2 separate regions of the Homo sapiens genome follow, and region 2 is linked to region 1. A link is a loop called in an ENCODE intact Hi-C map of the cell type or tissue named here. Cell type or tissue: mammary epithelial cell. All regions are shown on one strand. Links, peaks and the distances in the headings refer to the core of each region. The heading gives the core; the rest is flanking DNA.

Region 1 (15,124 bases), core at 3,775-8,774:
CCATTTCATAGATGAGGGAACTGAGGCCCAATATAGTGGTTAGGAGCAGGGCTGGGCTCAGGCACATCTTCTGACTCCGAGTCCAGGGCTCTTTCCAAGCGTCCATCACCACACCCCATGGGACCCACTGACCCTGATCAGAGAATGGGGGAAACATCAGCAGTGTTCTGCCTGGGATCCACTACACGCCAGGCACGATGCTGCATACTGTAGGAGTAGAGACAGCCTGAGGCACACAGGATGCACTCAATTAAGCCGGTCCTCTCAGCAGAGAGAAACTGCCCTGTGCTCTGGAGACAGCCAAGCCAGAAGTGGAGTGTTCTGGGGACCTCAGAGGGTCTATAGCTGTCTGCCACCTCCTGAACCCAGGGCCTGGCAGAGACGCCCCCTGATCTTGGCTTAGCCTCATGGGATCCCCAAAGCCACACAGCTGCGAGCACCCCCCAGGCTGGGGCCCTGTGCTGGCTGCTAGGGATGCAGAGTTGACAGATAGGCATGTGGACAATTCAAACTGATGCACTGTGCCCTGTAGGGCAGCTGTATGGTGGAGAGAATTTACGGTGAAGAGAAGGGAAGCTGCAGAGAGGAGAGGATGAGTGGGAGGGGCGCCCCAGCAGAGGGGCAGTCTGTGCAGAGGCAGCACCCCATGCATGGGTTTGGAAACTCCCAGTGGTTTAGGGTTGCTGACATGGTGGAAATGGCAGAGGAGGTTTGAAGATGGTAACCAGGGGACAGATCTCAGAGGGTTCATGTCCAGTCAGTGGGGCTTAATCCAAGATGATAATTTGCATGTTGATTTGCATATCATGTGCATGTTTTCATTTAAAATCAATGTGCCGTTCTCCTTCCAATGCCCCCTCCAGGCCCATTCCTGTCCTGGAAAGTCCCTGTCTTCCTCCTATGATCCCAGCAACTGCCCCTTCCTCCTGGCTAGCCCCCGGATCACCTCTCTGTCCTCCCATCACCCTCACCCCCTGCAGTTGATCATGTCAGTGTTTGAGAACAGCATGAAGGAGAGGGGCATTGCCGAGAATGAGGCCTTTGACTGGGAGAAGGCAGGCACCGATGCCCTCCTGTCCACGAGCACCTCTACCCCGCCCCAGCAGAACACCCGGCAGACGGCAGCCATGTTTGGGTGAGTCTCAGGAAGGCGAGCCACCAGCCCCTGCCTGGAGCTGTTACCTAAGAGGGCAGGCGGTCCTCTCCTCTCCTCTCTTCCTATCTGGACACACTTGGCTATCTTTCCTATCCTTAGTGGAGTTCTGGGACTTTGGGAAACTCTGCCACATCTCCACCCTCAATCTGAGCATAGAGTGGGCATCTTCCTCATTTGGAGTTTTTAACCTTAGTGGGTCCCTGGGGGAGCAGGGAACCCTAAGCGAAATTACCTGAGCCCCACAGTTTATCTGTTTCTTATCATTCATATGCATGAATTTAACAGCCATGTCCTGAGGCCATACACCTGAAAGTTACAGCTCCTGCCCCCAAAGCACTCTCAGCTGAGTCTGGGATGTTTGAAATCGATGGGTCAGCAATTTCAGAACCATGTGACAGGCACAAAGACAGAGGTGGTCGAGGGAGGAGCTGGAGTTAGAAGGGGCTCTCCACCCAGCCCCAGGAGCAAGCCAAGGAGAGAGGTGGGCAGGGGCTTCAGGGGACACATTTAGGAAGGAGACTTAACAGGAGTTGGTAGCACATTACAGTGCCCAGTTCCATACAGACATTGCTTAAAGAACTCGAAAGTTTAATCATCAAAGAAGATTAAATAAAAAAAAAATTTAAGTGTATATTCAGGGCAACTTCAATCTATGCTCCCAGACTGCAAAATAATAATAAAAGAAAACTAAATTTAAAAGGATCTCCAAAGTGATTCTCCTTTTTAGACCCATTCCTGGGTCTAAAGGAAGCCAGACAGTGAACGCCAATGGAAATCTGGCAGGTCCTTGAACGACAGCAGGATCCACTAAGTCAACAGAGCTAGATGGCTACATCTCCTTGTGGCCCCTGCCAACTTGAGGGTCGTCTGGTCTCAGAGGCTTTGTGGGCCAGCAATGGTGATGGGCCTAGGGACACTCTCACCCCTGACGGGACTGCCTCTGTGCCCGCTCCTGGGGGTGGTCTCCAGGTCTGTGCTGGTAGGAGAGGGCCATGGAAGGAGAGGGCACCCCTGCCAGCCTTGCCCATGGCTCCCTCCTGCCCTCTCCAGGGTGGTCAATGTGACGCCAGTGCCTGGGGACCTGCTCCGGGAGAACACCGAGGATGTGCTACAGGGAGAGCACCTGAGTGACCAGGAGAATGCACCCCCAATTCTGCCCGGGAGGCCCTCTGAGGGGCTGGGCCCCAGTCCCCACCTTGTCCCCCACCCCGGGGGTCCTGAGGCTGAAGTCTGGGAGGAGACAGATGTCAACCGGAACAAACTCCGGATCAACATCGGCAAAGTAACTGCCGCCAGGGCGAAGGGCGTGGGTGGCCTTTTCTCTCACCCCCGATTCCCAGCCTTGTGCCCCTGCCCTGTTCCTCCTAAGCACCCTGTCCCCGGCCATCTGCCTGCTTGCCCTGCCTCTGTTTCCCGGTCCCTCCCCGCACTAGCCTCGCTGTGTCTTCCATCATCATCATCCTCTGTCTCCTTCACCCTGAGGAGACCATCCGCCCACAGCCGCCTCATCAGCCCCAGCTCATGGCACTCCCCTCTCCTGCAGAGCCCCTGTGTGGAGGAGGAACAGAGCCGAGGCATGGGGGTCCCCAGCTCCCCAGTGCGTGCCCCCCCAGACTCCCCCACAACCCCAGTCCGTTCTCTGCGCTACCGGAGGGTGAACAGCCCTGAGTCAGAAAGGCTGTCCACGGCGGACGGGCGAGTGGAGCTACCTGAGAGGAGGTGGGTCTGGGGCCAGGGGCATGGTTGGGGCCCAAGGCCCTCTCCGCCTTCACGTGGCTGGTCTGGAGGAAAAGTTAGATGTGTGGCGGAGGTGGGCAGACCCTGGGAAGTGCTGAGAGGGTTATACTTGGGCCTGGGGTCAGACTCAGTTGGGGCCAGAGACAGGGCCTGGGAGAACCAGTGGGGGATCCAGAGAGGTCCCGGCTCATGCCAGGAAACGTAATTGGGTGAGTGCAGGCTGCAGGAGGGACAGGTGGGGCGCCTGGGCCCAGGAAGGGTGAGGGGCGAGTTGGTTGGTGGGTGTGTGTGCTTCCAGAATCTCTTCTCCTAGAGACTAATTATAGACACTTCAAGTGCAGCTGAGGTAGGCTCTCTTCAGCTTTGGGGGAGGGGGCCTGGGAATTGCTGGAAGAGAGAGCAGGGCAAGTTTTGGGGGTTAGGGCTGAAGGATCTGAAGTCACAGAGGGGAGGGGACCAGCGGGAACCTAGTTGGGGAAAAGGAGCATTGAGAAGCTAGGTGAGCCTTTAGGAGGTGAAGATGGGAGGGTGGGAGAATGGTCTGTTGACCTCGGATGGTGGGTGGACAACAAGGGCCAGGGCCCGGTCCCCATCTGTGCTGGTGGTGGGTGGGACAACATCAGGTGGGGAGGCCCCTGAGAGATGTTTCCATCTTCCCTTGGCCTCTGAGTGGGACTTCACTCCACAGTAGGACTGGGGCCTTCTCTGCACCAGAAAAGGGGTCTCTTCCAAAGACCCAGTCCTGGGGATAGGAGGGGTATCCTTTCTGGCATCCACTCTGTGTGTCTCCTTGTGAGCAACCTCAGTCCTTACACACTCACACAGGTTGGCTTACGTAGGACTGAAGACCACCATTTTTGTCTGTGGTAGCCTGGAGTCCCTCTCCCTGGAGACGGAGAAATGAGGAAAGGCAGTTTGGGAAGGGATATGAGTGGAGAAGAGAGGTGGGAAATGCCTTGAATGAGACAGTCCTGAAGGGCTGCCTGCTTTTAGAAAACAAGAAGCAAACTGGTTTGGCTCACAGTGAACCCCAGTTGCAGGGATGGTAGAGAAAGTTGAGGGCTGAACAGGATATCATAGACAGCAGAGGGTCTGGATGGGCTCTGGGGCACTCGGGAGCAGGAGACAGTACAAAAGCAGTTGAGATTTGGATTTCCCACCCCACTGTCTCCTGTCTCCAACCCTCCGTCTGAGCTCCCATTACACACACACATGCAAACACACACACACACACGCACAAGCACCACTAGCCCTGAGCCTTCTTTGGCACCCTTTCTCCCCTTTACATCCATCAAAACAAACTGTGCCTCAGAAAGGAAATGATATCAGCCATTGACATGGGAGCATAAATATAAGACCCTAGGTGGCCTCTCTCAAGGATGTTTTATTTAAGTCTTTATTAACAAGTCAATGAAAATATTGTGCACAGTCAGACTGGGCAGGTCCCACGTAGGCTGGGGTGGTGGTATTTTAAGGAAGCCCCACAGGCAGTTCTGATCTGCACCCCTGCCTCTGCAGCTGAAGAGCCATTGAACCACAGGCTCGATGCTGGGGGAGAATGAAAGTCAGCCCCCTGCCCACAGCCTGAATGTGAGGGAGTGGCACAAACCCCAGATAGGTTAGGCCTCCGTGCTGGCTCTCAGTGGGGTACCCTGGCATTTGAGAGAGGGCGATTCTTTCTTGTGTAGCACCTCCCCACACACACACTACTGTACAATCAGAAATATCCTCCTCTTGGGGCTGGCATGACCCCAAGTTGAGAAGCTCTGAAAGTAATGTGAGATTCACAGCACAGTTCAATATAATGAGGCTGGGAACAGTGGCTCGCGTCTGTAATCCCAGCACTTTGGGAGGCCAAGGTGGGTGGATCACCTGAGGTCAGGAGTTTGAGACCAGCCTGGCCAACATGGTGAAACCCCATCTCTACTAAAAATACAAAAATTAGGGAGGCGTGGTGGTGTGCACCTGTAAGCGCAGCTACTCAGGAGGCTGAGGCAGGAGAATAGCTTGAACCTGGGGGGTGGAGGTTACAGTGAGCCAAGATCATGCTACTGCATTCCAGTCTGGGTGACAGATTCTGTCTCAAAAAAAAAAAAAAAAAAAAAGATAACGACAGAAGAGATGTCCCAAGGCAGGATCAATGCCCTTGGGGTAAAGTCAGATGGGACCCAGGCCCTGCGCAGCAGAGCTCACAGTCTCTTGGGGAGACAGATTATGTGACAGACATGAGGTTCACCCTGTGATGAGAGAGAGATAGAACGCACTAATCCTTGTAGGATGGGAAAGGCAGGCTACCTGCCCAAGGTGACAGCCAACCTGTATCAGACAGCAAAGGGTAGAAGGACAGGCTGTGTGTGGGGAGAGGTCCTGTGGGGAGAGGCTACATTGGGGGTGGGCCGTAAGGGTGGAATCTGAGATGGGGCTGGTGAGGGAAATGGGGAGACAGCTGTATTCAGGCTGTGAGAGGCCTTGAGTGTAAACCAAGGAATGTGGACTTTGTTGTTGGGGCCGGGGAGTCACTGGAGTTTGTTGAGCTGGGACTAGCAAGGCCATCTTGGGGGTGATGAAACCAGCCAGGCAGGCCTGGAGGGTGATGGCAGAGGAGGCTGGAAAGCCCTCTGTAAACTCAAGGGCCAGTTGGGTGTGTTTGCCTGGAAGCAGCAGGAAGCAGCCACTGGCGGGTGTGAGCACTGGAGAGGCAAGAACAAAGCTTGCCTGAGGAAGATTAGCTTCCCTAGGGTGGCCCAGGAGAGAGCGTTCCTTGCACAGAAACCCGAGTTTATTTTCTGCTTGTTTGTATTCCTGGAGCACGGTAAGCATTCAAAAACATTTGTTGAATGAATGAATGAATGAATGAACGAACGAACTAACAAACGAACTAACAAAGCCTTGATAGGAAGTGAGGTTGGAGGGTGACAACCTAGAGGTAACTGGCCTGGCTCAGGGTGGGAGGGGTACTGCGGTCAGGAGGTTTTGGGAGTCACGCCCCACCCTGCCGCTGGCGTGGGGTCCTTGGGGGTCCAGTGGGGCCAGGTATTGAGCCCCGTGAGGGGTGGCTTTGCAGGTCACGGATGGATCTGCCTGGCTCGCCCTCGCGCCAGGCCTGCTCCTCTCAGCCAGCCCAGATGCTGTCAGTGGACACAGGCCACGCTGACCGACAGGCCAGTGGCCGCATGGACGTGTCAGCCTCTGTGGAGCAGGAGGCCCTGAGCAACGCCTTCCGCTCGGTGCCGCTGGCTGAGGAGGAGGATTTCGACAGCAAAGAGTGGGTCATCATCGACAAGGAGACGGAGCTCAAGGACTTCCCTCCAGGGGCTGAGCCCAGCACATCGGGCACCACGGATGAGGAGCCCGAGGAGCTGCGGCCACTGCCCGAGGAGGGCGAAGAGCGGCGGCGGCTGGGGGCAGAGCCCACCGTCCGGCCCCGGGGACGCAGCATGCAGGCGCTGGCGGAGGAGGACCTGCAGCATTTGCCGCCCCAGCCCCTGCCACCCCAGCTGAGCCAGGGCGATGGCCGTTCCGAGACGTCACAGCCCCCCACGCCTGGCAGCCCTTCCCACTCACCCCTGCACTCGGGACCCCGCCCTCGACGGAGAGAGTCGGACCCCACAGGCCCACAGAGACAGGTAAGGTTGGGCTTGCACCCCACTCCCCATCTCCAGATGCCCAGAGTCCTGGTGTGTAGGCCTGGGGTGCTCCATGTGTGCTGGCACTACTGACCAGTAAGCCAGCAGTCACAGGGCTGTGATGGAGGTAGACAGGCTTAAGGGTCTGAAACCATGTTTGAGGGGCAGGCAAGGCTTCCCAGAGGAAGTGCCCTCTCAGTTCTGAGTTGAGTCTGGCACTATGAGCAGTGAAGCCAAGTGACAAGGCAGGAGAAGGGCCTCGCAGGCCACGGGCACAGTGTTTTGCACAGGCCGGGAGGGGGCGATCTGAGAACACTGAGCTGATGGCACACTGCAGCAGACAAGGCTGTGAGGTCAGCCCTGGGCCCTGCCACGGAGGGACTTGGGGCTATACTAAGGGGCCAGGACTTGATGCTGCAGGTTTGGTGAGCCACTGAAGGCTTTTAAACAGGAGTGCAATATGATTACATTGGTACTGTTGAATGATCCTTAGGCTGCTGTGTGGAAAATGGATTGAAATGGCCTGAAATGAGATGCAAGCAGGCCACGTGGCAGGCAGTGGCAAGAGAGTGTCCCAGTGGCTTGGGCTGAGGTGGGGCTGTGGATGTGGGGCAAGGTGGATAGTGCCAAGGGTGTTGGGGATAGGTCAAGCAGGCTGTGATGGAGTGGGGGCCAGGGCGTCTCGTGTCTCGGCTGATGCCCTGAGTGGTTTTGAAGGGAATGAGAATTCAGATTTAAATACAATGATCTGACCAGTGCGGTGGCTCAGGCCTGTAATCCCAGCAATTTGGGAGGCCAAGGTGGGCAGATCACCTGAGGTCAGGAGTTCAAGACCAGCCTGGCCAACATGGTGAAACCCCATCTTTACTAAAAATACAAAAAATTAGCCGGGTGTGGTGGTGCCTGCCTGTAATCCCAGCTACTTGGGAGGCTGAGGCATGAGAATTGATTGAACCCAAGAGGCAGAGGTTGCAGTGAGCCAAGACTGTGCCATTGCACTCCAGCCTGGGTGACAGAGCGAGACTCTGACTCAAAATAAAATAAAATAAAATAAAATAAATATAATAACTTCATGGAATCTAAGGGATGTCCACGTGTAGGCACCTGAGGCTCAGGAGAGGGATCTCGCCTGGAAATACAGATTTCGGGGTTTGGGAAACCATGGGAATGGGTGATGTTACCCAAAAGGACTGTGCAGGGTGTGGAACCCAAAAGTGAGGGCAGAAGCTGAGAGGTGCTCACATCTAGGGGGAATGAGAGGAGAAGGAGCTCTGCATGATGAGTGAGAGGGAGAGGTCGGAGCATGGGAGGAGCACAGGGGAGAAGGTCCTCGAAATCAGGGCAGGAGAGGTCTGGAGGGCAGCAGGGAGGAGTGGGAAGTGGTTCCCATGATCAGGGCGGGCTTCATGGAGGAGGTGAGCTCTGAGAGCCAGGTGGATGGCCGTGGGGAGGAGTGGAGCCAAGGCGAGAGAGACTATAGTTGAGCACAGGGACAGGTGTGTTGGGTGCCCTGGGAGAGCCCAGTCTGGCTGCAATGGCAACTCCTTGTGTGGGAGGACTGAGGAACAAGGCTGGAAGGGCAGGGAGGGGCCAGATGGTGGCCAAATTGCAAAATGTCTCATGATATTTAGGTTATTCTGACAAGGACAGGGTGTCAGAATAGGCAGAGAGCCACTGGCCTGACCAGGCTTTGCTGTGTGGGACAGAGGCTGAACTCTGACCTGGGAAATGGAGGAAAACTCCAAATGGGGTCCATGAACCCACAGAGGGGCTGGGGAGAGTCATGGAGGGGATGCCGGAAGGGGCTCAGGGGCTGTGCCGCGTTCCACATAGTGGTCCCACATTGGGGGCGTACACTCTAGGTGGCTCTGGGAGGTGCCCAGGTGTTGGGCCAGGGGCCAGTTCTACCACTTGCTCAGATTGGGAGGCCTTGCCTGGGATCACATGGGTGCCCTGGGAAAAGCAGCTGTGGGCAGGAGTGTATGCAGACCCCATCCCTATCTAGAGGTCCCTTCTAGAAGAGAGGACCTCTGAGCTGTGATCCTGGGGAGTATGCATCCAGGCCTTGCCTGGACACTGGAAACTGGGGGCTCAAAAAGTGGGGCCCGTGAGTCCTCACCCAGAGAGGCCCTAGCTGGCCTGAGTTGGAGGAGCAGCCCTGGCAGACCTGGCAGTCAAGTGGGCTGGCACCATTGCGTTGTAACTAGCCATTGCTCCCACCACACCCAGCACCAGGCAGCAGGAGAGGGAGCAAAATGTGTTTGGGGTCCTTGCTCCGCTCCCGTTTATTCATCCACACTCACTGAGTATTTACTGTGTGCCATGTACCACAGGCATCAGAGGTGACTTGCACAATAGGTTGTACCCGTAGGAAGTGCAGAGTCTAGGGAGGGTGACAGACAGTGTCAAGAGAGAGCCGAGAATTAAAGTCAGGAGACTGAGGTCTGGACCTGGCTCTGCCGTTCCCTTCCCAGTGACTGAGGGCCAGTCAGTGTCCCTTTCTGGGTCTCCAGGTGAGGGAGCTGAGGTTCTTCCGAGGTTCATCTCTAAAGTTTTTCTTACCTGCAGATTCCTACCTGTGTCCTGGGACTCATCCTCACTTTGGGGAATTCTGGCCAAGCGGGTGGGGAGAGAGAGATTTGGTGGGGTGGGGAAGCACAGGCCGATTCTGTAATCAGTCTCGGGCTCGGGTCCTGCTTGTGACAGGGACTGGCACTACCTATGTCAGCAAGAGATGAGTTGTGTGTGTCTTTGGGGGTGAGGTGTTTGTGGGCCTCGGGTTCCCCACAGTGTATAGAATCGAGGTTGGTTAGCACTCTGCCCCTGTGCATGTGCGTTTGTGTCAGCGGAGCTCGAGCTGTGCACTGGTGGATGGATGTGTCCACATGTATGTGCCTGCATGTGGGTGCACACATTATTGCATTTGTGTAGAATATGCAGCAGGTCTGCAAGTGTGTACAGAACCACAGATGCCTAGAATGTCAAAGCATTTCTATTGATGGTAACAATTGGAGTAATAATTCTAATAATGACAACAATAGTTAGCACTGTCCTAAGCACTTTCATGTTTACATGTATATTCTTCACAACAACACTGTGAACAGGGAATCCTGATTTTAAAAGTAAGAAAACTAAGACTCAGAGAAGCAAAGTTTTTAGCTCAGCTGGTGACCACCAGCTGGTAAGTGTTAGCAACGGGACTTGAACCCAGGCAACTCGTTCCGAGAGCTGAGCTCTGAGCCATTCCGTCTGAGGTCTGTGAATTTTTTTTTTTTCTTTTTTTGAGACGGAGTTTTGCTCTTGTTCCCCAGGCTGGAGTGCAATGGCGTGATCTCGGCTCACTGCAACCTCCACCTCCCAGGTTCAAGCAATTCTCCTGCCTCAGCCTCCCGAGAAGCTGGGATTACAGGCATGCACCACCACCACACCCGGCTAATTTTGTATTTTTAGTAGAGACGGGGTTTCTCCATGTTGAGGCTGGTCTTGAGCTCCTGACCTCAGGTGATCTGCCTGCCTCGGCCTCCCAAATTGCTGGGATTACAGGCGTGAGCCATCGCGCCCAGCCTGAGGTCTGTGAGTTTAACAGAAAACATACAGGCCAGAGAGAGCAGATGGTTTGTGCAGGATCAGAGAGAGCCTGGAGCATGCGTGTGTGTGTGTGTGTGTGTGTGTGTGTGTGTGTGTGTGTGTGTGTGTGTGTGTTCTGTGCATACCCACTGTCTGGGCCATGTCAGCAGGTGTGCCTGTGGCCATGTCAGTGTGCAGGGCAGCCTCTGTGTGTGTCTCTGGATGAACATATGGGGTACAACATGTTTCGCCAAGTACTTCAGGACAGCGGGGTGAAGCAGAGATCTTCCTTCATCAAGGGTAGAGGAGCAGGGAGAAATGGACTGGCCTATTTTTTTCTTCTGTCTTTGGGCTGGCCTGAAGGAAGTGGTGAGCCCAGCCTGGGCCTATGGCAGGACCTCCCAAATCTGGCTGCTTCCTAGAATCACAGTTTTTGGGACTCTCCACCCACAGGCGGAGATTATGCGGCTCAGGGCAGGCAGGAAGTCTCTGCTGAATTCCCTCTTTCCCACCACCTTTTTGGAGGCGCCCTCTCTAGACCTACCTCAATTTTCTCAGTGCCTGATGTGTGAACTTCCTCATAACACCAATCATTTAAACTATGAGCACCTACAACTCTGTCACCTGCACATGTGGGGAACCGGGAGGGAAACAGTGTGAAAGCAGGCACAATTTTAAAGTATCTATTGTTCTTTGGTGATGGTGGGTTTTTTTGTTTTTGTTTTTTTTCTTTTTTCACACCTGGCTTTGTTCTCAAGGAAATTTAAGGTGCAAATTAGGAGTTGCGGGAAAAGCTAGGGCAAGGGTGAAGCAGGCTAGCAAGTGTGTGATCTGGGGGAGGGCTGTTTGCCTGCCTTTACCGGTTGTCTCTGACCGATAGCACAGCAGGTCAGCATGCGCTGAGTACACAGACACTGCCCGGCAGCCACCAAAGCATTTCCCTGCCACGTGCTGGACAGTGTGCTAGGGGCTGGGGGACAAAGATGAATAAAGCTGCCCAGTCCTGCCCTTTTGGAGCTCAAGGTCACAAGCAGTGGGGTGGAGATGCAAAGGTCTAGAAAGATGTTAACAATCCAGGTCCATCAGGGAGATAACAGAGCACTCTTATCTGCTAGAAGCTGGGAGCTTGCAGGGGAGGGAGCTGGAGCGGTCTCACAGAGGTGATATTTCAACTGGTGTTGAAGACAAGTAGGTGGCCACAAGTGGTGCCCAATCTGAAGGGCAAGAGCCCTCTGGGATTCAATGCCATCCTATGAAAATCCTTCTGCCTGGCAGCTGAGCAAACTCTGGCTGGAATGTTAACTCAAGCCACCCACATGTGCTGTGAGAGGGGGCTTTGGGCAATGGTGGTGCCTCTGTCCCTTGGCCTCTCTGGGTGGGCCTTAGACCCCTAACCCTTGGTGCAGATGGGACTAGCTCAGAAGGATCCTAGACTTGGCCAAAAAGAAGCTGAAACGGAAAGCAAGGTGGGAGCAAAGCCAGTCCTATTAGAATGTTCTCCCTCTTCCCTACTCTGCTGGAGGCTCCATGCCAAGTCCCTTGTGCCCCCATGTGACAGCAGCAAGGGATGCTGGGGCTGAGTGTCCCAGGCCCCCTCCTTCCTGGAGGAGCTGGCCCAGGCAGTCCTTGCTGCTGCTGTAAAAGCTATTTCAACTGGCCTCTGTCTCAGGAAGAGAGAGGGTCAGGCTGGGAGAGGTCTGGTAACACCCTGGGCGCCATTTCTACCCCCACATATCTGGGACACTTCCACTTCACTCGGAGGGCATGGGGGCACAGAGCAGGATTCTTCCAGAAGGCGATGAGGCAGCAGTTCTGCCCAGCCCTGTACACAAGCTGCCTGGTGGCTCAGACTTTGAGGGGGCAGGGAAAAAGCCACTTTCAAGAAATGACTTCAGTTTGCCCCTCCTCCTACGAGTCCATCCCTTCCCTCATTTGGAAGAGTGATTTAAAATTAGATACTAAAATAGCTCAGTGAAGAGCACAGCATTTACTCCATGGCGGGTGCTGTTCCAAGTACTGCACATCTTATAACATCGAATCCTCACGACCACCCTTTGAGGTGGGCACCATTATGACCCCCATTTTACAGAGGAGGAAGCTGAGGCTCAGAGAGGTGCAGTAACTTGCTCAAGGTCACTCAGATTTTAAGTGGTGGAGTTGGGATTCAAACACGAGTAATTGGGCTCTAGAGTACCACCTTATGCCGCATGGTCACCCCGATCCCAACACCTCCCTGTGATGGGGCGGGGGTGCCAAGGCGGAGGGTGTACAGGGAAAGTTTCTGAGCCCTAATGAGTAGCACGGAATCTAGCTGGGGAGACATGCCACACACAGCTGTCAACACATGGCAAGGAACTCTCTCAGAGCACACAGCCACGTTCCTGAGAGAAAGGGTTCCCCAGTCCAGAACAACCCTGAGCTAGGTAGGACTAAGCCAGGAAGGCTTCTCGGAGGAGGTGAGTGACCATGGTCTCCTTGCAGAGACCATAGTGTGAGAAGTTCCAGAGAGAAGGAGGAGGGGGAAGGGCGTTGGAGGCCAGAGCCTAGATTCTGAGGCAGGACCTTGGGGCGGGTGGTTTGCACCCTCCTCCACCCTGCCTGACCCCGCCCACTTGCCCGGGACGCCGGCGCCGCAGGGGCTGTGAGCGGTGGGTGGCCCCGGAGACGGAGCTGTCGAGTCTGTGCCTGACACCTCTTTTCCCTCCACTTTCTTGGTCTCTTTCAGTTGGAGGAGGACAGACTCTCGGGGCACTCCCTCCCGCGGTACAGCCCCCTGCGACGACTGGCGTCCTCCGTGTTCTCCTCCTCCACGCTGGAGACGGAGCATTACCCTCACCCCGGCGGCGGCGGCTCCTCGGGCTCCTCCGGTTCCCTCATTCAGCGCAGCCGCTCGGCTGAGAGCAGCCCTGTGCGGGCGCCCCACCGGCGCCACGCGCCCCTCGCTGCTGGCAACCACAGACTCATGCCCTCGGTGCTCCGCATCTCGCGGTCCCAGCTGCAGCAGGTGTGGGCCCGGTTCACCCACAAGACCTAGGCTGGGCCCCCCCCCTCCTGGAGGGGGCAGGTGGGGGGGGGTGGGGAGCAGGCAGAGGACCATGGTTCCTTCCCAGGACGCAATAATCACACACTCACACATCCCATCCCACCCCATCATGCAATACAGCCCCCCTAGAACGTTGGCCCAAGGTACTGTAATACTCCCACCCCAAGCAGAGTCTCCGTCCCACCTCCCCATCAGCTCCCTTTGTAGGTGCCAGCCAAATGGTGCAGGGAGGGGTGGGGCTGGTGGTACAGTTTCCAGGACAGGGCAGGGGCGCTCAGCTGGAGCCACTGATGGGTCCAGAGTCCAGTGGAAAGAGAGGTGTCAGGGAGATGAGGCCTGCAGGGCCAGAGGCACTCTGGTATGGGCTTTGTTCTGTTTAATTTGTGATCTCTTGGCATGGCTGGGTCTGATCCACCCCGAGGGGCTGGCGGGAGGCCAAGACCCTCCTTGCATGGTGTGTGTGTGTGTGTGTGTGTGTGTGTGTGTGTGTGTGTGTGTCCCTGTGTATGGATGGAGGCCAGGACAGCCAGGTTTGGAATGTGGTGGGGAGTGTTTCAATGCTCAGTGATCGGGGGAGGAGCCCTGTGACCTAGCGAGACTTTCTCAGGCCATCATCATTGAGGACAGAGTTCTCTCCTCACACATCTTACCCCAGGAAGGCTCAGTCCATGGTAGGCTGCCCCTCCCCCAAGACACCTGTGCCATCACTCCCTGGTAGGATTGGGTGTCTGTCCTCGGCTCCTCAGGAACTGAGGATGGATGAGAGGGGCCTGGGATCCACCTCCCAAGGCAGGCTGGAACTGAGCAACGAGGAGACCCAGCTTAGAAGCAGTGGCAGCTAAGGTGGTTGTTAAGGATGACGTGAGAAACCATGTGCTTGTCAGCAAAACCAGTGTCTCAGGACAAATCCCAGGCGGGAGCAGCCCCACCTCTGCCCTTCTCAGAAGGTGACTCCTTCCTGTAGGTGCTCGGTCAGCCCCAAGGGCGGTGGTGAAGACACAGCAGAAGAGAGGCAGGTTGGATAGGGATCTGGACACTTGGGAGTGGGGAAGTGTCAGGATGCCAGCTTGCGCCTGCCTCTTCTGCCCATTTCTCAGCCCCCAACCTTCACTGCAGGGAGCCCAAGTTTCCCTTTATTCATCCTGCCCATGTCAGCCAGCACCTCTGTTCCCCTGGGGAATGCGGTAGTAGTGAAGTGGGTACTAGAAAGGGCCGTGCCTGTATGGGGAGGGGAGGAGGCCCAAAGATTTGCAAAATGTTTATTTCAGTGAGACTGTGTCTGTATGTTTGCTTGTGTGCATGCGCGTACACTTGTGCATAAGAGTGTGCTTACGAATGAGCGTTTGTGCATGTGGAAGGGCTGCCATGGATGAATGCTCAGGCTGTGCACTGTGTAATTCCAGGAAGTGCCATTTACATAGACCTCAATGTGACTGGCACGTGCGCAAGTTGCACAGTGCTGTATGAGTGTGTGTATGCACATGTGTGTTAGGGAGCCAGAAAGATGTCTATGCAGTCATTGGTAGTTTCCTATGTAGCTACTCTCATCCCAGCTTCACTCTTCTACCCCTCTCTCCCTGTAACCTCTGCTTGGCCCATCAATTCCCCAGATGTCTCTGGTTAGAGTAGAGGCCTCAGGGCCCTGGCCCCTGCCTGGGGGTGCCATAAGTGTGGTGGGCAGTGCCCTGGAGCCAAACTGTCCACACAGAGGGCCACCATTGTGGTATGGCTCATCCACACCATTCACATAAGCCACTCCATAGTCACACACTCCTTTCCCCAAAATCTTTCTTTGTAAGTCTATTTATTTATTTATTTATTTATTTATTTATTTTTGAGGATGTCTGGGCCAAGAGCACCTTCTCCATCTGGCAACAAAAGCCAGATTTGGGTTCTAATACTTGTGCCCCACCCCCACCCCCATCTCAGCTGCTCACTTTTGAATCTCCCCAAACCCAAGCCTCTGTTGCCCTCTGGGCTGTTTTGGATGGCTTT
Region 2 (15,124 bases), core at 720-5,719, 190 kb after region 1:
ACCATAGCCACTGGGGCAGAGGCAGTCGAAGTCGTGGACACGGTCCCGACAGCGGGCCCCTCTCTGGCATGGGCGGCTGGCACAGTCATCCAGGTTGATGGTGCAGAAGCGTCCAGCAAAGCCCTCAGGACAGAGGCAGGAGAAGCGGTTTATGCCGTCAAGGCAGGTGGCACCGTTAGCACAAGGCCGCATCAGGCAGTCATCCACATTTACCTCACAGCGGGCACCCACAAAGCCCACCAAGCAGCGGCACGTGAAGTTGAGAGCAAAGCCCTGGTCGTCCTGGCACTGCCCGCCATTGCGGCATGGGGAGCTGTGGTAGGGGTGAGAGAGGACATGATAACCAACTTACCAACACCTGTAGGGCAGCCCAGGTCAGTATCCTGACCACTGCCCGCCATGTCATCTTGGGCTACACACTCCGAGCCTCAAATACCTCATTTTAAAAATGAGAATAAAAATAGTACCCAGCTTCCCTAATTGTGAGGGTTGAGTGAAATAATCAATGTCAAGCCATTAGCACAGGGCCCAGCCAGAAGGCAGGGCTCAGGGTAAGTGTGCTATTATTATCCTCACAGGCTCCTGGGCCTGATGCAGAAATGAGGACAAGTCCAGCCCTGCAGGCTGTTTCCTCATCCCTACTGTGACACAGAAGGGTGCAAGCCAGCGTTCAGGAGAGGATGAGGAGAGACCCAGGCCCTTCAGTCTCCCCACACCCACCCTCCCCAACCAGAACAGTCACACGTTTGTTACCCCTCTAGCTCCTATAGATTGTTGAAGAAATGGCTCAGAAGGTACAAAAAAAAAAGTTGAGAAACCCTGAACTAGGAACACTTTGGCATGCAGGGGTTTTATCTGAGTGTCCCCGTGTGGGTCTGACTCTCAGTCCCCCACCCTCCCAACAGTCCTGCCTCTTTTCTCATCCCATCACCAGGTTCTGGTCTAACCTTCCACTCACCCTGAGGGCCCAGCACTCACCCTGCCTGTTCACAGGGTCCAGCCTTGCGCTCGCAGTCACGCCCATGGAAGCCTGGTAAGCACACACAATGGTACTCACCGCCCCCGTCATACATGCACTGGCCTCCATTCTGGCAGGGGGACTGCGTGGTACAGATATGTTCATCTGGAGAGGGGACAGGAAAGGCTCTGGGATAACCCCTCCCATCTGGTCCCCAGACCAGACTTGTCCACGCCTTCCAGGCCCCAGGTTCTGTAGGTGTGGCTATACTACAAACCCAGCCCAGGCTGGCGTGGTATGCTAGGGAGAGACAACAACACTGAATTTGGAGTCAGGAGGCTCCTGGCCCTGGCTCTCAGTCTGTCTCAAACTGACCTTGGGCTGGGTACTGTGGCTCATGCCTGTAATCCCAGCACTTTGGAAGACCAAGGTGGGCAGATGACTTGAGGTCAGGAGTTCAAGACCAGCCTGGCCAACATGGCAAAACCCCATCTCTACTAAAAATACAAACATTAGGCCGGTACAGTGGCTCATGCCTATAATTCCAGCACTTTGGGAGGCCAAGGCGGGTGGATCACTTGAGGTCAGGAGTTCGAGACCAGCCTGGCCAACATGGTGAAACCCTATCTCTACTAAAAATACAAAAATTAGCTGAAGTGGCGGGTGCCTGTAATTCCAGCTACTGGGGAGGCTGAGGCACGAGAATCACTTGAACCCAGGAGGCGGAGGTTACAGTGAGCCGAGATCGCACCACTGCACTCCAGCCTGGGTGACAGAGTGAGACTCCATCTCAAAACAAAACAAACAAAAAAACCTGACTTTGAGCAGGTTATAGCTCTTCTGTGGGCCTTAGTTTCCTCATCTGTAAAATGAGTACAATTTTTAGCAGCTGTGTTTCCTGCCCCATGGGGTTATGTTGAGGATCAATTCAGACAACATATAAAAAGTCTAAGATTTAAAAAAATGATAAAATACCATGTATTTGAGGGTTTGACAAGGACAAAATAGGCACTCAATAAATACTGATGGCTGTTCCCCTAAGAACATGGGGTTCCCAACCAAAAGCTACCCTTCCTCCCCCCTACCTTTGTCACAGAACTTGCCTGCCCAGCCACTGTGGCAGATGCACTGCCATGGCTGGTGGCAGGTACCGTGCTGGCAGCCAGGCATCCTCACACAGCGCTCACAGTGCAGCCCCTCCCAGCCCGGGTCACACCTGACGGGGAGAAGCACAGGGTCAGGGCTCTGGGTCATGGATGTGAAGAAATGGAGGAGACAGAACCAGAGCTTCTAGAAACCAAGAGGACATATGACAGCCCCTAAGGGAAAGCAGACCTGTCCCAGGTAGGTGTAGGACTGTGCAGGGTCATAGGACACATATACGGAATCAGACCATCAGACACCAGCACTCAAACCCTGGTTCTGTACTTTAACCTGAGCCTCAGTTTTCTCACCTGTAAATTGGGGATACACCTTGCAGGGTTGAGTAGAGGAAGAAATAAGATGTCTGTAAATGCCTCCAGTACCCCTCCTGGCATGTCTGAGGTGCTCACAAACATTTAAAGAAGAATGACCTTGAAAGGCCATCAGGGCCGGGGCGTGGTTGCTCACGCCTGTAATCCCAGCACTTTGGGAGGTCGAGGCAGGTGGATCACTTGAGGTCAGGAGTTCAAGACCAGCCTGGCCAACTGGGTGAAACCCCGTCTCTACAAAAAATACAAAAAATTACCCGGGCATGGTGGTGTGCATCTGTAATCCATTATTGAGGAGGCTGAGGCAGGGGAACTTGAACACAAGAGGCAGAGGCTGCAGTGAGCTGAGATCGCGCCACTGCACTCCAGCCTTGGCAACAAAGCGAGACTCTGTCTCAAAAACAAAAAATAAAAATAAAAACAAAAAAGGTCATCAGGACTATCCTCCCACCATGATTCCAGGGCAAACACTTGACCCATATTTTAAAAGCCCTCCAGGGGTGAAGAGTCTCAAAGACCCCCAGCCAATTGAACTACCTGCCTCATCAACTCATTTCCTTATGTCCACTTTCCTCCTGCTACAGAATTTGCCCAATCTCCCAGTGAGTCAACTACTCAAACTCATCAAGAAAGATCCTCTTTCATTGTAAGTGTTTCTCCCCAGCAACTCTCCCTGCAGCATTTCTTTTCCAGGCTAAACCATTTCTCTTTCCCTTTTTCCTTTATCTTTCCATTTCCTCATGGCACCCAATCCCCAAGCTCTCTCAAGCTTTAGGTCTCTCTCCCTGTCAGGAGTTCAGACAATCCCTGGATCAGACTTGGGAGATTAAAGAAGTGGGGAGATAAAAACTAGAAGAAGCAAGAGAGGTGAGGTAAAGGGGAAAGGGGGACTGGCCAGTCAGCCATAGGAGTGATGAGGCATGAAGAGTAGAGTCTGAAGCCCCTAGACACTGTTGTGCACGTGAAGGGCTTAGAAATGGGTACCAAAGGGTTTGGGGGCACGTGCTCAGGACAGGTACCTGCAGGAGCCGTCAGGTGCACAGCAGCCGTGGGCCAGGTCACAGTGGGAGCTGCAGTCATCGGCTGCAAGAGATTGATGTGGGAGGGGTGAGTCTGAGTCAGGGCACAGCTCGCTGGGATGCGGGACTCAGGAGAGGATTGGGGTTCCAGTAACTGAGCGGACTCAACCCTAGGGCAGGACATAACACAGAAACTCATCCCATTCCAAAAAGGCAACCTCGGTCTTGCTTGCCCCGCGGGTCGGAGCGACTGCAGTGCCGCCTCCGGCCGGCAGAGGTCAACGTGCAAGCGAGGACGGCTGGACAGGGCCGCGACTGGAGCCCAGCGGGCGCGCTCACCTCGGACAGGCTGACCGGGAGCCCCCAGAATGCACAACAGGCACACGAGATGCAGGCAGCGGCAGCCGCTGGGCATGGTCAGCGCCGGCCCCAGGAGGGACGGACGGATGGACGGCCGGACGCGTGGACACCTGTGGGACGGCACCGGTTGGGAGGCGGCCGGACGCGGAGATAGCGGCACGGATACGGGTTCCAAGTGACAGGAGCCGACGAGGGAGAGGGGCGCCGGGACAGAAGAAGGGGATGGGGGTAGCGGGAGGATGGGGGCAGGGAAGGGTTGAGCAGGCGAAGAGAGCGAGGAGAGCGAAGACAGGAACCCGGGAGCGGGGTCTGCAAGGAGGGGAAAGATGGGCATCGCGGAGCGAGGCCAGGCGCGGGAATGGCTGGGGTTGGGATCGTAGTCAGGACGGAGGGGTCCGCGGGATGGGGACAGCGCCGAGAGGCGGCCTCGAGCACGGAGGGGACGCGGGGGCCGGAGGGAAGGACGGTTCCCGGCAGCGAGCAGTCTCCGCCCCACAGCTCCGACAGCCCCCCCCCCCGCCACCACCACTCTCTCCCACGTCCCCTTTCTATCTCCGCCGCGCTGGGTTCGGCGGCGGCGCGGGGCCTGGAATCCCCACCGCGCCCTGTCCCCGCAGTCCTCACCTCCGGCGGGGAGGTGGCGCGCCCCGGGGCGCAGAGAGAGGCCGGATCCGACGGGCGCCGCCGAGGGGCCGTGAGGGAGCGCGGGGCCGCCCCTAGCTGGCCGCGGGGCCGGGCGCCGAAGCGGCTGCCATGCGAGCCGAGCGCTCGGGAATCTGGGGCTCCAGGCGACCCCGAGCGGCGGCAGCGGCTGCTCCTCGCGCGCGCTCAGGCCCCCTGCCAGGGGCGGAGCCCGCCCCCACCCCCATCCCCCCCCCCGCGACGCACGGCGCACACCTAGCACCCGGCGCGCCCCGGGGCCCCGGCCCTCCGCGGCTACCCAACGCCCCGAACCCAGCTTCCTTCCAAGAGAGGAGGAAATCTTAGGAGTCTCAATGGGAGCAAACTATTAAGCCAAAGGAGCGCAACCCCGTTATTCTCTCATCTCCCATGCCCACTTTCCCGACCAGCGCTCCGCGGCCCACGCCCCAGCCCTGCCTTCGCTTGTCCGCCGCTCATCACGCTTCTCATATAGATCTATGCACACGCAGGCAATCGCTCCCCGCCCTCCGCCTGTCACCAGCCCACGCCTCCCCGCTTGTAAAGCCTTCATCACCTGCTTCATCTGTGTGCTCCTCTGCTCCTCCTCGCCCTCCGCTTCTTCCTGTCCACGTTGCCGTCTCCAGCCTTCCAAGATCAACCTATCCCTATATAAATATCAACCCGATCCACCCAACCACACCCCGGCCCTACCCCCACCACCCTTCCCTCCCTCAAGTCTCAGCCCTTCCACCCCATTCCTTTTTGTGACTGCCTCTGAGAATCCTTTCTGGACTGGGAATGCCCCTGACTCTGTAAATGTGCACACAAAACCCCCTCCACCGCCAAGTCTTCTCCTGTACCCCATCACGTTCGTCCTTGGCCTCAGGCTAAACCTCAACTGCCCAAACCTGGAGCTCAGATTCAGAGAGTAACGGAGGGGGAGTGGGGGAAAGCTGCCCTCCAGGCCTCTTTGCCCCCTTCTGGCTAATGGCTCAGAGACACATTTCAAGACAAGGACCCAGCCAAGCTCGGTGGGCTCACGCCTATAATTCCAGCACTTTGGGAGGCTGAGGCGGGCGGATCACCTGAGGTCAGGAGTTCGAGACCAGCCTGGCCAACATGGTGAAACCCGTCTCTATTAAAAATACAGAAATTAGCCAGGCGTGGTGGTGCGCGCCTGTAATCCCAGCTACTCGGAAGGCTGAGGCAGGAAAATCGCTTGAAAACCCGGGAGGCAGACGTTGCAGTTAGCCAAGATCGCGCCACTGCACTCCAGCTTGGGGGACAGAGCAAAACTCCGACCCCCGCCCCCCCCCAAAAAAAGACAAGGACCCAGAACATAATTTCTAGTTTGTGCAGGACAACAGGGCAGAGGTCAGGAACGCTAGCGCCCATCTCTAGTCCTTCAGATTGAGATTTCACCATCTTTAAATTCAAAACATCGGAAGGAGCAGTCGCTAGTCGGGGCAGAGCAGCTTCCCACCTTCACACAGCCACCTCCACAGGCACAGAGCCCCAGGGCTCATTTTTCCTGCAGTCTCCATTGGATATAACACTTACACCCACTCAGCTCCCTAGCTGGCCTCCTCTCAGCTGTGATCGCCTCTTCCCTGAAGAGCTCTCTGAATTTGAGTAATGACATGGCTGTACCATTCATTTTGTTTAAACACATTTTTTTTTTTGGTGAAAAATTGCAAACAACCTATAATTCAAAAATTACTGTAGGCAAATAAATTATGGCACATCAACACTATGTGACTGTTAAAAATACTTTTTTTTTTTTTTGACGTCTAAAGATGTCCAAAAAAGCTAAGAATATGTAAAGTGCGGTGGGGGGAAGCCGGAAACAAAGAAGAACGTACTTTGACATTGGCAGTGCTTTTCTCTGGATGATCGAATTATAGAGGTTTTTTTTTTTTTCTTATTAATACTTTTCAGCATTAACACTTTTTTTTTTTTTTTTTTTTTTTTTTTTGAGACGGAGTCTCGCTTTGTGGCCCAAGCTGGAGTGCAGTGGCGCTATCTCGGCTCTCTGCAAGCTCCGCCTCCCAGGTTCACGCCATTCTCCTGCCTCAACGTCCCAAGTAGCTGGGACTACAGGCGCCCACCACCCCGCCCGGCTAATTTTTTTTTGTATTTTTAGTAAAGACGGGGTTTCACCATGGTAGCCAGGATGGTCTTGATTTCCTGACCTCGTGATCCGCCCGCCTCGACCTCCCAAAGTGCTGGGATTACAGGCGTGAGCCACCGCGCCCGCCCCTTTTTTTTTTTTTTTAAACAATGAACATCTATAACTTGTTTTTTGTTGTTGTTTGTTTGTTTTTCCTTGAGATTATCACTCTGTCGCCCAGGCTGGAGTGCAGTAGTGCAACCTCAGCTCAGTACAACCTCGTCTCAGCCTCCAGTATAGCTGGAATTGCAGGCACAGCGCCACCACGCCCAGCTAATTTTTTTTTCTCGAGACTTTCAGTGCTTTTCTCTGTCAGATATCATTATCTGACATTATATTAAATATTTATTGTTTATTGACCATCTCCCCACTACAAAGCAAACTCCAGAGGTCTGGGATGTTTTCTTGCTCATCACAGCATCCCCAGTGTCTAAAACAATGCCTGGCATAGTAGGTATTCAATAAATTTTTTTAAAATTCTGTTTGTTTAATTAACTCTTTTTTTTTTTTTTTTTTTTTGAGACAGGGTCTCGCTCTGTCACCCAGGCTGAAGTGCAATGGCTCCATCTTGGCTCACTGCAACCTCCGCCTCCCGGGTTCAAGCAATTCTTCTGCCTCAGCCTCCCGAGTAGCTGGGATTACAGGCGCGCCCCCACCAAGCCAGGCTAATTTTTGTATTTGTAGTGGAGACAGGGTTTCGCCATGTTGGCCAGGCTGGTTTACAACTCCTGACCTCAGGTCATCTGCCCGCTTGGCCTCCCAAAGTGCTGGGATCACAGGCGTGAGCCACTGCCCTCGGCCTGCCCAGTTAATTTTTGCATTTTCAGTAGAGACGGGGTTTCGCCATGTTGGCCCGGCTAGTCTCGAAGTGACCCCAAGTGGTCCACCGGCCTTGGCCTCCCAAAGTGCTAGGGTTACAGGCATGAGTCACCGTGCCCAGCCTAACATTTTTTTAGAATAAAGTAAAAAGAAAAAGGCCAGGTGCGGTGGCTCACGCCTGTAATCCCAACACTTTGGGAGGCTGAGGTGAGAGGATCATGAGGTCAGGAGATCGAGACCATCCTGGCTAACACGGTGAAGCCCCGTCTCTACTAAAAATACAAAAAATTAGCTGGGTGTGGTGGCAGGCGCCTGTAGTCCCAGCTACTCGGGAGGCTGAGGCAGGAGAATGGCATGAACCCAGGGGGCGGAGCTTGCAGTGAGCCGAGATAGCACCACTGCACTCCAGCCTGGGTGACAGAGCGAGACTCCGTCTCAAAAAAAAAAAAAAAAAGAAAGCAAACTGGCTGGGCGCGGTGGCTCACGCCTGTAAATCCAGCACTTTGGGAGGCCAAGGCAGGCAGATCACCTGAGGTCAGGAGTTCGAGACCAGCCTCACCACCATGGAGAAAACCTGTCTCTACTAAAAATACAAAATTAGCCGGGCGTGGTGGCACCTGCCTTTAATCCCAGCTACTTGAGAGGCTGAGGCAGGAGAATCGCTTGCACCTGGGAGGCAGAGGTTGCGGTGAGCCTAGATCATGCCACTGCACTCTAGCCTGGGCAACAAGAGCAAGACTCCATCTCAAAGAAAAGGAAAGGAAAAAAACCACCCACAATCCTACTAGCTTGAGAAAACCACAATTATTGTTGTTTTGATTCCTTTTTTCCATTCAGATATTTTTACAGAGGTATAATCATAATGTACCTACAGTATTGTATCCTGCTTTTTTTTACTCCATGTCATATATTGATAGTTCTCAAAAGCATTTTTTATGGCTATGTGATATTCCATTAAATAGATATACTATATTTACTTTACTTAGCCCTAGTTATTGGCTGCTTAGGTTGTTTACTTTTTTTGTCATTATAAATTCATTCAACAAATATTGAGTAGTCATATATTACCATTAGATACCAGAGCCACTGAGGATACAGCTCCCAGATAATATTTATTAGTGCCACACATTTTTATGAAGGTAGGTTTTTTCCCCATGTTTTAGGCTCCTTCCTTATGATCAAGTCTGAATTGATGAGTGACTGAGTCAAAGAAGTCATGAAAAATAAATTCTTTTTAACTGATAAAATGTACTGAGATTCACTCATGAAATAATAAAGGTAGTTGATGCCATTAGAGGTATCACTTAGTGCCCCCTTGTGCTTTGAAGATTTTAGCACCTGGCTTGTCAGTCTCTTCACTCTCACTTCTGTCAAATTATTGGTGATTCTTGATGATTCAATATGACATAGACAGTTCTTCCAACAAGTGTGATAGATTGCAAAGATGGCCACTTTTCTTCCTCCTGTTCTACAAGACGCTTTGCAATTATTTTGCTGCTTTTCCCAGCAAGAGGTGGAGTATATTTCTCAACCTCTTGCTTGAATCTGGGCTGGCCTTATGACTTGCTTTAGCTGATAGAATGGGGTAGAAATGATGTTGTGTGAGTTCCTAGGGTCTAGGTCTCAAGAGACTTGCAGCTTGCCGCTTTGCCTCTTAGAATGCTTCCAACATCATGTCAAGAAGTCCATCTAGCCTACTGGAAGATGAAACGCCCCGTGGAGGAGAGCTGAGGTACCCTGGCCAACAACCACTAGACGTGCAGTCATATTGGATTACCTGGCCCCAGTTAAGCTTCCAGATGACTGCAGCCACATGAGTGAACCTAGGCAAGACAAACAGAAGAACTGCTCAGCAGAGCCCAGCCCATATTGCCAAGCTATAAGCAGATAAATGGTGGTTGTTTTAAGCCACTAAATTTTGGAATGGTTTGTTAATATAGCAATAGATATCTGATAAAACCAGCTTCTCATTTCCTTGATTTCTTCCTCTCCAGTGAGAAAGATGATCCCACCCTAAACCTTGTTGCTACCAATAGCTTCACACACTCCATCATCTCTATTTTAAGTATCACACTTTCCTATTACCAACTCCTATCTTTCCAGACCATGACCTCTAGCACCTTGGCTCAAACAATTCTGCTAACCCACTGCGATCTCTCATAAAAGCCACATCATGGCTTTCATGGGCCTTAGCCATTTCACCTTAGTGGGTCCCTTCCTCCATAAAAGAATATTAAAAATTATATTACATAACTACATCAGTATAAGGACTACTATAATCCAGGCTGAATTCATTTTTTTTTTTTTTTGAGATGGAGTTTTGCTGTTGTTGCCCAGGCTGGAGTGCAACGGCACGATCTTGGCTCACCGCAACCTCCACCTCCCAGGTTCAAGCGATTCTCCTGCCTCAGCCTCCCAAGTAGCTGGGATTGCAGGCAAGTGCCACCATACCCAGCTAATTTTGTATTTTTAGTAGAGACAGGTTTTCTCCATTTTGGTGAGGCTGGTCTCGAACTCCCGACCTCAGGTGATCTGCCTGCCTTGGCTTCCCAAAGTGCTGGGATTACAGGCGTGAGCCACTGTGCCTGGCCTGAATTCATTATTATATACTTATTTTTATTGTATTCATTTTTTCTTCTGATTTTAAAATAAATTCAAAACGAAAACATTTTGTGGGCCCTTAAAAGTATTATAGAACTTAGGCACTGTGCCTACTGTGAATAAGTCAGCCTGTCAGCCTTGTCTTTCTTTTTCTTTTTCTTTTTTTTTTTTTTTTTGAGACAGAGCCTCACTCTGTCCCCCAGGCCAGAGTGCAATGGCACGATCTCAGCTCACTGCAACCTCCATCTCCCGGGTTCAAGTGATTCTACTGCCTCAGCCTCAGCCTCCTGAGTAGTTGGGATTATAGACACGTGACACCACGTCCAGCTAATTTTTTGTATTTTTAGTAGGGATGGGGTTTTACCATGTTGGCCAGGCTGGTCTCGAACTCCTGACCTCAGGTGATCCACCCGCCTCAGCCTCCCAAAGTGCTGGGATTTCAGGCGTGAGCCACCGCGCCTGGGCCCGGCCTTGTCTTTTATTTGTTGATTCTATCTCCTTTTCACCATCCCCTATCCCCATCACATCCACCCTTCCGCTTCCTCAGCTTTGATTCCATGCCTCATCATTATAATTAGTCACTTGCATACATGCTTAACTCCCTGGCCCCCTCTCCCTCCATCATATTCATGTGGCAAAACTCCACTGCTGTGACTTCTTTTTTTTTTTTCTGATACGCAGTCTTGCTCTGTCGCCCAGGCTGGAGTGCAGTGGTGCGATCTCGGCTCACTGAAACCTCCACATCCCGGATTCAAGCAATCCTCTTGCCTCAGCCTCCTGAGTAGCTGGGATTACAGGCACCTACCACCACACCCGGCTAATTTTTTTTTGTATTTTTAGTAGAGACGGGGTTTCACTGTGTTGGCCAGGATGGTCTCAGTCTCCTGACCTTGTGATCCACCTGCCTCAGCCTCCTATAGTGCTAGGATTACAGGCATGAGCCACTGCGCCCAGCCGCTGTGACTTCTTCAGCCTTCACCCAAACAGCTGAAGAAACATACCTCCCAACTAGCTGGTCTCACTTAAATTCATGACCTTCAAATGCTGTTTGTGTTGATCACCAATACTCTCGGATTTCCTTAGCTCTGTACACTCCTCCACCCACCCCAACAATTATTTTATTCTCCTCTCTCCTCCAACCTCCACCCCCTCCTCCTCTCTGCTCACTCTGTTGATGGTCTTGCTCTCAACTTCATGGAGAAAATAGAAGCAATCTGAAAGAATTTCCACACGCCCCCTCCATCTACCTGCATCTGTCTCCATATATTCTGACATCCCTCTTGTTACTGTACGTGAACTGCCTGTGCTCTTACCTAAGTGAACTCCTTCACCTGGGCACTAGTTCACATCCTCTCTCATCAGGTCTCTCTGATTTCTCTCCTTCTCTTCTGCATCATCAGTTTGCTTGCCTCTACGAGAGCATTGTCATCAACCTCTCTCAGATCTTAAATAAATAAGTAAATCACCTCCCTCAACCCCCTACATTTGTCTGCTCTTCTTTACTGAAAACTCTTCAAAAATATTAGTCTATCCTTGCTCTCTTCACCTCCTCTCCTCTTATTCTCTCTTGAACCCACTCTCACCCCACCATTCCAGAATCACTCTTGTAAAGTTCACCAATGCCCTCACCACTGCCAAATCCAATGATTAATTCTCAGTCCTCACCTCACTGGCTCTGTTAACTGCATTTGCCACAGTTTACTGGGTTTCTGGGATCACTCACTAGCTTCTTCACCTACTGCAATGGCCACCCCTTCTCGGTCTCTTTTGCATCCTCCTCATCTTCCCAACATGTTCCTCAGCCCCAGGGCTCCATCCTCAGACCTCTTGTCTTTTCTATCTTCACTCCCTCCTTTCATGATCTCATCCAGCCTAACTGCTTGGAATGGCTATAACTTAACGACTCCCAAATTTATGTTTCCAGTCAAGCTTTATCCCTGAAATCCAGACTCGTGTGTCTGGCTGGGCATGGTGGCTCATGCCTGGTAAGCCCAGCACTTTGGGAGGCTGAGGTGGGAGGATCGCTTGAGCCCAGAAGTTTGAGACTTCAGTTTTGTTGCTCAGGCCTGAGCAACATAACAAGACCCTGTCCTTATGAAAATAAATAAATTAATTAATTAATTTAAAAATAAATTTGGTAGTACCAGACTTGTGTGTCTGACTGCTGCAAACTCCTGATCTCCAGCCCAAATAGTTTTCCTTTGTCAGCTGTACCCATTCCAGTCCATGGCTAGTCCATCTGTCTAGTTGTTTAGCCCCCAATCTTGGGGTCATGCTTGATTCTCCTCTTTCTCCTATAATCCACATCCTGCAAATTCCATTGCCTCTGCCTTCAAATTCATCCAGAATCTGACCACTTTTCACAATGTGACCTCTAACACCCTAGTTCAAGCCCCCATTATCTTTTGCCTGGACTACTGCAATGGCCTCTTTGGTTTTGTTTTTGTTGCTGTTGTTTTTGAGACGGAGTTTTGCTCTTGTTGCCCAGGCTGGAGTGCAATGGTGCCATCTGGTCTCACTGCAACCTCTGCCTCCCGGGTTCAAGGAATTCTCCTGCCTTAGCCTCCCGAGTAGCTGGGATTACAGGCATGCGCCACCATGCCTGGTTAATTTTGGATTTTTAGTAGAGATGGAGTTTCTCCATGTTGGTCAGGGTGGTCTCGAACTCCTGACCTCAGGTGATCCACCCACCTCAGCCTCCCAAAGTGTTGGGCCGCAATTGCTTCTTAATTGGTCTTCTATTATGCAGCAGCCAGGGTGATCCTGATGGAAAGAAAATGGAAGCCAGCTAAGTGTGATGTATTATCCCAAACTGGATTCTGAAACAGAAAAACATCAATAGTGGTAAAACTGGCAAAGTCTGAATAAAGTCTAGAATTTAGCTTATACCAGGGTACTAACGTTGGCTTCTTAGTTTTGACAAATGTACCATGATAAGGTATAATGTTAACACTAAGGGAAATTGGGTGAGTCATATTTGGGAAATCTCTATACAATCTTTGGAACTTTTCTATAAATCTAAAATTATTCAAAAATTAAAATTTTATTTAAAAAATGGAAGTTAGATTTTTTCATATCTTTGTTCCAAACCCTCCAGTGGCTCCCATCTGATCTTTTTTTTTTTCCCATCTGATCTTATTCCCTGCACACTCCTACCTCACTCTGTCCCATCCAAACTGGCCTCTGAGTTGATCCTTTTTTTTTTTTTTTTTGAAATGGAGTCTTGTTCTGTCACCCAGGCTGGAGAGCAGTGGTGCGATCTCGGCTCACTGCAAGCTCCGCCTCCCGACTTCATGCCATTCTCCTGCCTTAGCCTTCTGAGTAGCTGGGACTACAGGCACCCGCCACCACGCCTGGCTAATTTTTTTTTTTTTTTTGTATTTTTAGTAGAGACGGGCTTTCACTATGTTAGCCAGGATGGTCTCGATTTCCTGACCTCGTGATCCGCCTGTTATCAGCCTCCCAAAGTGCTGGGATTACAGGAGTGAGCCACCGTGCCCGGCCCTGAGTTGATCCTTGAACATATAAGCATGTTCCCTGCCTCAGGATCTTTGCACTAGCTGTTCTCTGCCTGGAATGCTATAACCCAGATATTTTCATAGCTCACTCCCTGAGTTCATTCAGCTCTCTGCTCAAATCTCATGTTAGTAAACAAGCCCTCACTGATCATCCTATATATTAAATAATAACCCCACCTCTGCCCCAGGATATTCCCTTACACTACTTTCTTTTTTTCTTTTTTTTTTTTTTTTTTTTGAGATAGAGTCTTGCCCTGTCGCCCAGGCTGGATTGCAATGGCGTGATCTTGGCTCACTGCAACCTCCGCCTCCCGGGTTCAAGCGATTCTCCTGCCTCAGCCTCCCGAGTAACAGGGATTACAGGCACGCGCCTCCACGCCCAGCTAATTTTTGTATTTTTAGTAGAGACGGGGGTTTCACCATGTTGGCCAGGCTGGTCTCGAACTCCTGACGTCGTGATCCACCCTCCTTGGCCTCCCAAAGTGCTGGGATTACAGGCGTGAGCCACTGCGCCCGGCCCAATTTTTTCTTTTTTAAATAAAAAGCAGTGGGCTGGGCACGGTGGCTCATGCCTGTAATCCCAGCACTTTGGGAGACCGAGGTGGGTGGATTACCTGAGGTCAGGAGTTCGAGACCAGCCTGGCTAACATGGCGAAATTCCGTCACTACTAAAAATACAAAAAAATAGCTAGGCGTGGTGTCGCGCACCTGTTATCCCAGCTACTCGGGAGGCTGAGGCAGAAGAATTGCTTGAACCCGGAGGCAGAGGTTGCAGTTAGCCCGGATCATGCTGCCATTGCACTCCAGCCTGGGCAACAGAGGAAGACTCTGTCAAAAATAAAGAAATAAATAGCAGTGAACACACCATCCCTTATACTACTTTAATTAATAAAGAGCCATGCCCTTGTATTTAATTTTCACCATAACTCTGCCAGACAGGCATTATTATTATTCTAGTGTTTTTCTTTGTTTGTTTGTTTGAGACTGAGTCTCACTCTGTTGTCCAGGCTGGAGTGCAGTGGCATGATCTCAGCTCACTGCAACCTCTACCTCCCGGATTTAAACGATTCCCCTGCCTCAGCCTCTGGAGTAGCTGGGATTACAGGTATGCGCCAGCAGGCCTGACTAATTTTTGTATTTTTAGTAGAGACAGGTTTTCGCCATGTTGGCCAGGCTGGGCTGGAACTCCTGACCTCAGGTGATCTGCCCGCCTTGGCCTCCCAAAGTGCTGGGATTACAGGTGTGAGCCACTGGGCCCAGCCTTATTATTCTAGTTTTATATATGAGGTAGGAGAAGATACCAGGAGTTAGGTGACTTCCCCAGTCATAGAGCTAGTGAATGATGAAGCTGGGGTTCAGACCCAGGCCCATCTTTCCCCTGGGCCATGCTATTGATCTAGGTGATTATGCAAGGGTGTGGCAAATTGTATTTTCCAAAGATGGCTACCATAAGACCTCCCATCTCACACGTTTCCCTTATAATGTGTGACTTTGACACTCCTCCCTTTAGGCTCCCTTTAGGCAGCCTTGTGACTATGGTAGAAGTGATATTATGTGACTTTTGA

The links. Peaks named below come from ENCODE experiments on the same cell type or tissue, not always from the same donor. Only the 100,000 strongest peaks of a DNase experiment are listed, where the experiment ranks them.
Region 2: it touches region 1 in a loop (10-fold over the local background); 4 of 110 quality-filtered maps call a loop at or near these places.

The regions. Positions count from the first base shown.
Region 1 is chr6:43,256,832-43,271,955 of GRCh38, forward strand. TTBK1 (tau tubulin kinase 1) reads left to right here. Exons shown (of 15, transcript NM_032538.3): 10 at 981-1,135; 11 at 2,207-2,438; 12 at 2,700-2,875; 13 at 5,958-6,519. Among named protein-coding and RNA genes, the nearest start is that of TTBK1, 21 kb to the left of the region's middle. In mammary epithelial cell, for the core only: a CTCF peak has its summit at 6,820 (motif pointing right); no DNase peak of the experiment used is centred there.
Region 2 is chr6:43,450,962-43,466,085 of GRCh38, forward strand. It overlaps DLK2 (delta like non-canonical Notch ligand 2), which reads right to left and starts at 4,587. Exons shown (of 6, transcript NM_023932.4): 1 at 4,434-4,587; 2 at 3,789-3,919; 3 at 3,450-3,513; 4 at 2,044-2,174; 5 at 979-1,123; 6 at 1-313. The coding sequence starts at 3,864. It also overlaps a transcript of ABCC10 not described here. RefSeq lists enhancers at 3,566-3,615, 5,244-6,085 and silencers at 4,146-4,225, 4,256-4,305, 4,406-4,645, 11,336-11,536. In mammary epithelial cell, for the core only: a CTCF peak has its summit at 3,720 (motif pointing right); a DNase peak (open chromatin) is centred at 3,730; H3K4me3 peaks cover 2,527 bases.